Regions from separate parts of the Homo sapiens genome. Here region 1 is linked to region 2. Evidence: chromatin contacts called from ENCODE Hi-C or POLR2A ChIA-PET data. All regions are on one chromosome and are shown on one strand. Each heading gives the region's core, a stretch centred on a gene start or an enhancer-like site at or near the end of the contact. The rest is flanking DNA. Distances are from core to core; before and after follow the strand shown. Region 1 holds the start of EGLN1 (egl-9 family hypoxia inducible factor 1). Region 2 holds the start of FAM89A (family with sequence similarity 89 member A).

What was found. Hi-C counts contacts between places; a loop is a spot of excess contacts on that map. ChIA-PET counts read pairs that join two places held with the same protein, here RNA polymerase II (POLR2A). Pooled maps may share reads with other maps.
Region 1: a loop to region 2 is called in a map of CD8-positive, alpha-beta T cell, with 7 times the contacts of the local background. The contact joins the promoter of EGLN1 here to the promoter of FAM89A in region 2. A Hi-C loop is called at or near these places in 2 of 168 maps with a recorded cell type or tissue (CD8-positive, alpha-beta T cell and naive thymus-derived CD4-positive, alpha-beta T cell) and 6 of 50 pooled maps. POLR2A ChIA-PET finds 5 or more read pairs at or near these places in 2 of 52 experiments (OCI-LY7 and activated CD4-positive, alpha-beta T cell).

The regions. Positions count from the first base shown.
Region 1 is chr1:231,420,010-231,424,009 of GRCh38, reverse strand. EGLN1 (egl-9 family hypoxia inducible factor 1) reads left to right here and starts at 1,723. Exons shown (of 5, transcript NM_022051.3): 1 at 1,723-3,012. The coding sequence starts at 2,122. RefSeq lists silencers at 1,258-1,582, 1,338-2,517 and an enhancer at 2,898-3,167.
Region 2 is chr1:231,037,825-231,041,650 of GRCh38, reverse strand. It overlaps FAM89A (family with sequence similarity 89 member A), which reads left to right and starts at 1,397. Exons shown (of 2, transcript NM_198552.3): 1 at 1,397-1,730. The coding sequence starts at 1,440. RefSeq lists silencers at 1,236-1,345, 1,606-1,655, 2,296-2,375 and an enhancer at 2,038-2,719.

The sequences.
Region 1 (4,000 bases), core at 474-2,973, 380 kb before region 2:
TTTGCTTGGATTTTATTAGTGCAAATGGCAGAGCTAGCAATTCCTTTTTCTGTGTTCCCATTCCATCCTATTCATCCCTCTTTTAGGAAACTCTGAACTCTGGATTGTCCTTGTTTACATACCTGCCTCCTGCATTGGACTATGTGTCTCTGAGTGTAGTATGACTAATTCATTTGTTTGTCAAGGACTCTCAATGCATTTGTTGAACAGCCTAATTAGTAATGTCTGCAACAATGACATTTTACTGTATTTAATAAAGCTCTGGGAAAGTAGGATACACATAAGACAGGTCTAGGTCTAAATTCTTTACAGAAACTTGGATTTTTAGTTCGGTTTGAAATTTGAAGATGTGAGTATATTTATCTCAGTTTCCCAAAGGACAAGCTAATTGGAATTATCATCCTCTTTCACTTGATTGGATCCCCAGAATGCCATTTACGCATGCAGCAGGATTTTATAACAGTTTTAAATTCTGTATATTTGATGAAGAGGTTTTATATTTTTGGATTCAAGCCTCTTTTTAAACTTCTACAATATGGTTTACAATAATTCCTTATATCCTGCTTTTGAAATACATATTACAACTTTTTAAGTTTGGAAGGCTATATTTCAAGGACTGAAGTTACAGTATACTCAAGTGATACACAAGCCTAGCACCCCACTTTCCACATAGTGTTCGATAAAGATTGATAAACTCGAAATCACAGACCTTTTAATTCTTAAGACAAATAGCAGCAGAAAGAAACATCTTTGGCTTATTTCTGGTAAGGTTTTTATGCTCTGTAAAACAAAGAATTGTATTCATCCGCGCAGCACAGATTCTATTAAAAATAAATGTGAGAGTCGTTAATGTAGTACTGCTCATTTACCATCAAAATTCACTTTTCAGGAATAATCCCATCAGTTTAAATTGGATATTGGAATGAGCATTGATTACATTTAACTTGGTAGCCCAAAATTTCTTCATGGGGTTTTGAACTCGGCGGGATTTCAAAGGTTTTAAAAATGAGTTTTTGATTTTTTTTAAAACCCTCAAATTTCATTACCTTTAAACTAGGTCGAAACGGGGCGCAAGAGATTGGATTAACACCATAGTAATACTTATTTTGTTCTTAACCATTTCAGGGCTTCTTGAAATAGAGGCTGTATGGTGTAATGGAAAAAACAGCCTTGGAATCTGGGAGCCTGATTCCTGGATTCAGTCCCAGTTTTGCGTGACCTTGGGCAAGTTACTTTACTTCTCTGAATTTCCGTTTCCTCCTCTGCAAAATGAGGATCGCAATAGCCACCTTGCAACCTTGACTGGAGCGAGCCTCGCACACCCCGCGCCGGCCTGGAGGAAGAGCAGCCATGATTACGCCGCCTTCGCTCCGCTACCCGCTTGCGGCTGGCGCCCTCCTCCAGCAGGTGTAGGCGCTGCCGCGCTGCCCCACGCCTTTCCGCCGCTCGCGGGCCTGCGCCTCGGCGTCCCCGAGGAGGCCGCTGCGGGCTGAGGTAGCGCACCGGCCTCTCGGCGTCCCAGTCCGGTCCCGGGCGGAGGGAAAGCGGGCGACCCACCTCCGAGGCAGAAGCCGAGGCCCGGCCCCGCCGAGTGCGGAGGAGCGCAGGCAGCCCCCGCCCCTCGGCCCTCCCCCCGGCCCTCCCGGCCCTCCCTCCGCCCCCTCCGCCCTCGCGCGCCGCCCGCCCGGGTCGCCGCGGGGCCGTGGTGTACGTGCAGAGCGCGCAGAGCGAGTGGCGCCCGTATGCCCTGCGCTCCTCCACAGCCTGGGCCGGGCCGCCCGGGACGCTGAGGCGGCGGCGGCGGCCGAGGGGGCCGGTCTTGCGCTCCCCAGGCCCGCGCGCCTGAGCCCAGGTTGCCATTCGCCGCACAGGCCCTATTCTCTCAGCCCTCGGCGGCGATGAGGCGCTGAGGCGGCTGCCGGCGCTGCGCCGGAGCTTAGGACTCGGAAGCGGCCGGGCCGAGGGCGTGGGGTGCCGGCCTCCCTGAGGCGAGGGTAGCGGGTGCATGGCGCAGTAACGGCCCCTATCTCTCTCCCCGCTCCCCAGCCTCGGGCGAGGCCGTCCGGCCGCTACCCCTCCTGCTCGGCCGCCGCAGTCGCCGTCGCCGCCGCCGCCGCCGCCATGGCCAATGACAGCGGCGGGCCCGGCGGGCCGAGCCCGAGCGAGCGAGACCGGCAGTACTGCGAGCTGTGCGGGAAGATGGAGAACCTGCTGCGCTGCAGCCGCTGCCGCAGCTCCTTCTACTGCTGCAAGGAGCACCAGCGTCAGGACTGGAAGAAGCACAAGCTCGTGTGCCAGGGCAGCGAGGGCGCCCTCGGCCACGGAGTGGGCCCACACCAGCATTCCGGCCCCGCGCCGCCGGCTGCAGTGCCGCCGCCCAGGGCCGGGGCCCGGGAGCCCAGGAAGGCAGCGGCGCGCCGGGACAACGCCTCCGGGGACGCGGCCAAGGGAAAAGTAAAGGCCAAGCCCCCGGCCGACCCAGCGGCGGCCGCGTCGCCGTGTCGTGCGGCCGCCGGCGGCCAGGGCTCGGCGGTGGCTGCCGAAGCCGAGCCCGGCAAGGAGGAGCCGCCGGCCCGCTCATCGCTGTTCCAGGAGAAGGCGAACCTGTACCCCCCAAGCAACACGCCCGGGGATGCGCTGAGCCCCGGCGGCGGCCTGCGGCCCAACGGGCAGACGAAGCCCCTGCCGGCGCTGAAGCTGGCGCTCGAGTACATCGTGCCGTGCATGAACAAGCACGGCATCTGTGTGGTGGACGACTTCCTCGGCAAGGAGACCGGACAGCAGATCGGCGACGAGGTGCGCGCCCTGCACGACACCGGGAAGTTCACGGACGGGCAGCTGGTCAGCCAGAAGAGTGACTCGTCCAAGGACATCCGAGGCGATAAGATCACCTGGATCGAGGGCAAGGAGCCCGGCTGCGAAACCATTGGGCTGCTCATGAGCAGCATGGACGACCTGATACGCCACTGTAACGGGAAGCTGGGCAGCTACAAAATCAATGGCCGGACGAAAGTAAGTGTGTGCTGCGGGTTTGTGCTGGACAGGCCCTTCTCGGCGGGCAGCCCCTGCCTGCGACTGAAACTGCCTAGGCTGAGAAGCAGCATTCCTCTATATAGAAGGGACTCGCTCTTTCTTGTGTAGCTCCCCGTAAGGAAGACGGACAGAATTTGTAGTAGCTGTTTATCTAGTTAGCCCCTTTGTATCCACTGTTTTCCACTTACTGCCCGTTCACAAACTTCTCCGGCTAATTGCATGGTTTTTTGACTCAACGTAGGCGCTTTAACTTTCCTATTTTCTTTTTTCCATTCCACTATTGGTCACAATTCAAACCTTAGTGGCGTTTTAGCCACCCAGTGAAGGGGTGTTAGAGTACCACCCAAAGCAAGTCCTGGTTCTGCATCTGCCTTGTGTTTGCATAAGCTGTTAAATTTCCTATGGTGTCTGAACCACTCATCACATTTCGATTGAGAGTCAAACGCTGTGTTCAGTTAGGAATTTGCCGGCTGACCGCAAAAAGGTACATTTAAAATAAGCATTTAGTCGAAAGACTCTGTATTCAGGAAGAGCTTGGCTACTCCCCTCCCCCTGTTATAGCTCTTATCCCTCACCCTGTTCCTACTGTTTTGAAACCCGTTACAAAAAGGGGAAAGAAGTATTTCCGTCTTCAGGCCTCTCAGTGTAGGTAGGCTACATTTTTAGCACCAGTTTCCTTTATTTGCTTTGTTAATGTAATCCTTCTGTTGAAAACTGTTTTGTAACTTCCTGGAAAACAAAACAAAACAAAACAACAACACGGAATTGGCGCAGGAGGGCTCGTTTTATCCTCCCAATTTGGTGAGATCTTTTTGTTTTCTCTTTACTATTGCGGTTTTTCCTCCACAGATTTCTTCACTTCTTACCTAGTCTATTCCCTCTTTCCTCCCTCATGATAAACAGTAGACTCTTTCGTCCTTAACCAACTCTCTTGCAGCTCTTTTTCATTTTACTTCTCAGATCTTGA
Region 2 (3,826 bases), core at 148-2,647:
TAATTAAAGCCAATAATGAATGGGCATTAAAGTTATCCAATCTATACACTGCATTAGTTTTTAATCTGCGGTTGGGCTGTAGCGTTTACTTCTTGATCTTTTCTATCTCTAATCTGGTTATAACTGCCTGTCATTTTTACTTTTCCTGGGAGGGGCAGAGTCTCTCTCTCTCTTCTCTTTTCCTCTGAGGTGTGCGTCGTGTTTATTTTTGCCTGAGCTGATGGATAATTTCCGAGATTTAATCCCTTTCTCTGGTTTCCTGACATTTCCACTTAGAGTTACTCTTGTGTTTATGGCCAGAATGAAAGGCATGTTTACTAGTGTTTTGAAGTTTCAAAAGTGGGTCTGGCGTTCTTGCTGACTGCTGCGGGTACTGCTGGACAAGGCCGTGCTGAGAAGGCCAGCGCGCCCGGCGGCAAGGAGCGACCTGCCCGGGTCTGGGGCCCCCAGCCGCCCCCCGCGGCGAGTGGGAGGCAGCAGGAGGCGGGCTGGATTCCGCCCTCGGGGAGGGCCGGGGGTCCTGGGACCAGAGCCAGGCCTCCTGCCCTCGACGTCCTGCCGGTTGTGAGCCAGAGCCTCGGTACCCCCACCCCCTGCAACGGCCTGCTTCGTGGGATCTGAAGCTGGGCCGCCCCCTGGGCAGGGCAGGGATCGGTGAGGCAAGGAGCTGAGGAGCGCTGGCAGGTAAGGGGGAAGTCTGGAGCCGGGTTGGAGGTGAGCGGGCGTTGAGGGGTGGGACAGAGGGAGTGGAGACGGGGCTGGGGGCGAGCCAGTGAACTGGGGGTGGCACAGAGGAGGTGGGAGCAGAGATGGGGGTGATCCGGAAGCCTGGGGTGGGGGGTGAGTGGGTTCGGAGCTGAGGGTGAGCCAGTGAGCTGAGGGTGGCACAGAGGGCGTGGGGGCGGAACTGGGGGTGAGCCGGGAAGCTGGGGGTTGGCACAGAGGAGGTGGGGACAGAGATGCGGGTGAGCCGGGAAGCTGGGGTTCGGGGTGGCGCGGGTGAGAGGGTTCGGAGCTAGGGGTGAGCCGGGAAGCTGGGAGGTGGTTCAGAGGAGGTGGGGACAGAGATGGGGGTGAACCGGGAAGCTGCGGGTCGCGGGGGGCTTAGTAGGTTCGGAGCTAGGGAGTGGCACAGAAGGGTTCGTGACGGGGCTGGAGGTGAGTCGGGGGGTTAGAGGGTAGTCACGCGGAGTTGGAGATGAATTAGGGCGCTGGAGGGGCGCGAGGGAGGAGGAGACCCGGGTGGAGGCGAGCCCGGCTGCTGGACGCGGACGCCACCCGGACCCGGGGCCCGCGCAGGGGCCTCGAGGAGAGGGGGCGGGGCCGGGGGGGCGTGGCGCGGGAGGGGAAGTGGGCGGGGCACCGCCGGGAAGGGGGCGGGCCGGGGGAAAGCCTTGGTTCGCTGCAGCGGGGCAGGCGCGTGGCCGGGCCGCGGCGCGATGAGTGGGGCCCGGGCGGCGCCCGGGGCCGCGGGCAACGGCGCGGTCCGGGGGCTGCGGGTGGACGGGCTGCCCCCGCTGCCAAAGAGCTTGAGCGGGCTGCTGCACTCGGCGTCGGGCGGCGGCGCGTCTGGGGGCTGGCGGCACCTGGAGCGGCTGTACGCGCAGAAGTCGCGCATCCAGGACGAGCTGAGCCGCGGGGGCCCGGGCGGCGGCGGGGCCCGGGCGGCAGCGCTGCCCGCCAAGCCTCCCAACCTGGACGCCGCTCTGGCGCTGCTCCGCAAAGAGATGGTGAGTGGGGCTCCGCGAGCTGGGGCTCTTCCCGGCCGGGCTCGCCGTCCCGGGAAAGTTCGCGGGGACCGCGCTCTGTCCGGAAGTCCCCGCGCCCACCCGCCCTTTCGGGCTCCTCCGCCCCAGGCGCCGGCGCCGTCCTCCCAACGACCCCCATTTTTCTCGCGTGCTCCGTGCCCACGATTGGAACCCCCGCGGGAGAGCCCCGCGCGCAGAGGGCGGCTTTCTTATGCCCGGCGCCCTCAGTCCGGCCCCGCTGGCTCGGAAACCTGGGCGCCCGGAAGCGCTGTGCGGGGTTCGTGCCTGGCCTGGGGGCGGGGGCGGCCTTGTCACCTCTCCCCGAGTGAAACAGACCTTCCCGGTGGGGGAAAGGCTTTCACAGCGGCCCAACGGATTAACGCGATTGCGTTTTCCTACCACGAAGAGGACAACTTTTGTCCGCCGCCAGTGTAGACAGCAGATTGGAACAGCCCGGCCCCCTTTCCGGCGCCCCAGGCCGCGCGTCCGTGATCCGATTACCGCGGGATGGCCCCGGCGCACAGATGGCTGCGAAAGCAGACGCGCACCCCGGGCGAGGGAGGCGGCCGGGTCCCTCAGCCCCGCGAAGCTGATTGCCCAAACCCTCTTGAGAAAGGTGGGAGGTGGCTGTCCTCCCGGTCTGGGTGCTGTCCATGTGAGTTCTTCGCCTTGTGTCTAAGCTCCATACCATGGGCTCAGTGTTTCTCTGTGCTTGGGAAGTACATTAGCTGTTTGTGGACCAGAACACACATGATTTAGGGTGACGCTAAAAGTAGGACAAGGGCAGGGATTTAGGCAACAGCGAGTCTTTCCCCAGCTTTCTCGGCCAGGCGTAGGCCAGGCAAGAAGAAATCAAAAACTTTTCCTCTTTTCTACCATCTTACTGGCCCCCATCACCTCCTCCCAATCCCCTCGTTTTAAAAGCCTCCCTTTCCATTCACCTCGTCCAGGTTGTCTCCTTTCCCTATAGGTAAATTGTTAAGAAATCTAACATTAGGAAAGCTGCCTTTTCCCAAAACTAAATTTGCCAAAAAATAAATTGTTATAGGAATCTTTTAAATATGTATCTAGTGCATTTAAGATATTGTTTAGAAAAATTCAGGGTATGCATACTTTTTTTTCAGGAGCATTATCTGTTCTGAAAACTAAGACTTAATTGAATTCAGAAAGCAGCCTTAACACTTTTAATCAAAGAGATATTGTCTTCCTACTCTGTAGCTGGCATTGAAGTGATTTCCAATTCTCACTGAAAAGATTTTCTAAGCTTCTTACAGAACCACTTAAATTCCAAGCCAACCGTTTTTAATTTATTAAAAAACATTCATTGACATAAGCATCACACAGCTGGTGAACTGCATTTTAATTAGATAAATCTACACGTAGTGTGTTTACAGTCTGAACTTGGACATAGCAGAACCACGGGGGTGAAGTAGGAAGATCATCTTTGATTATTTAAATTCCATACTTGAGCAAGAGATAGAAAAACCTCGGGGCCGCTCCTGTTGTGAAGCTGTGGTTTATAAACATGCTCTGGAGTCTTGCTATGGTGGCTTGGGAGTCAACGTGCCATTCCCAGAAGTATTTTTCCAGGTCCCTCCTGGTGTGACTGAAGCACAACCACATCCGTATAATTACGCCTTGGACCAGAGCTCTCTGTAAGCCTATTTGAAGCACAAGAAAAATAAACAGCCATCTTTGGTCTGCCTGGTATTTAGCTGAGATAAAGATAAGATATGGCTGCAGGTTTTGACAAGTTCCTTTCAAGAAATGTCACAAGGCCTTTAAAGTTGCCCAGAGAATCTTTCGGCTTTTTAATTGATTTACTGACTTGGGGCCATGGGGTCTGAGTGGACAACTCAAGCTGAGACTCCCTCTGGGGAGGCCTTGCAAAACAAGAACTGGGAGTTCATTCCTGAGATATCTGCAAAATAGTTTGTGTTGATCTGTTTAAATTGAAGGCCTGACGTCAAATCTGTGGCAGGGGACATAACTAGATGTCATGGTAGAATGTGATAAATGCCTTAAAGAAATTTTTTTTTTTAAAGCAAGCATAGAAAGAGGGGCAACTTCTAATAGGG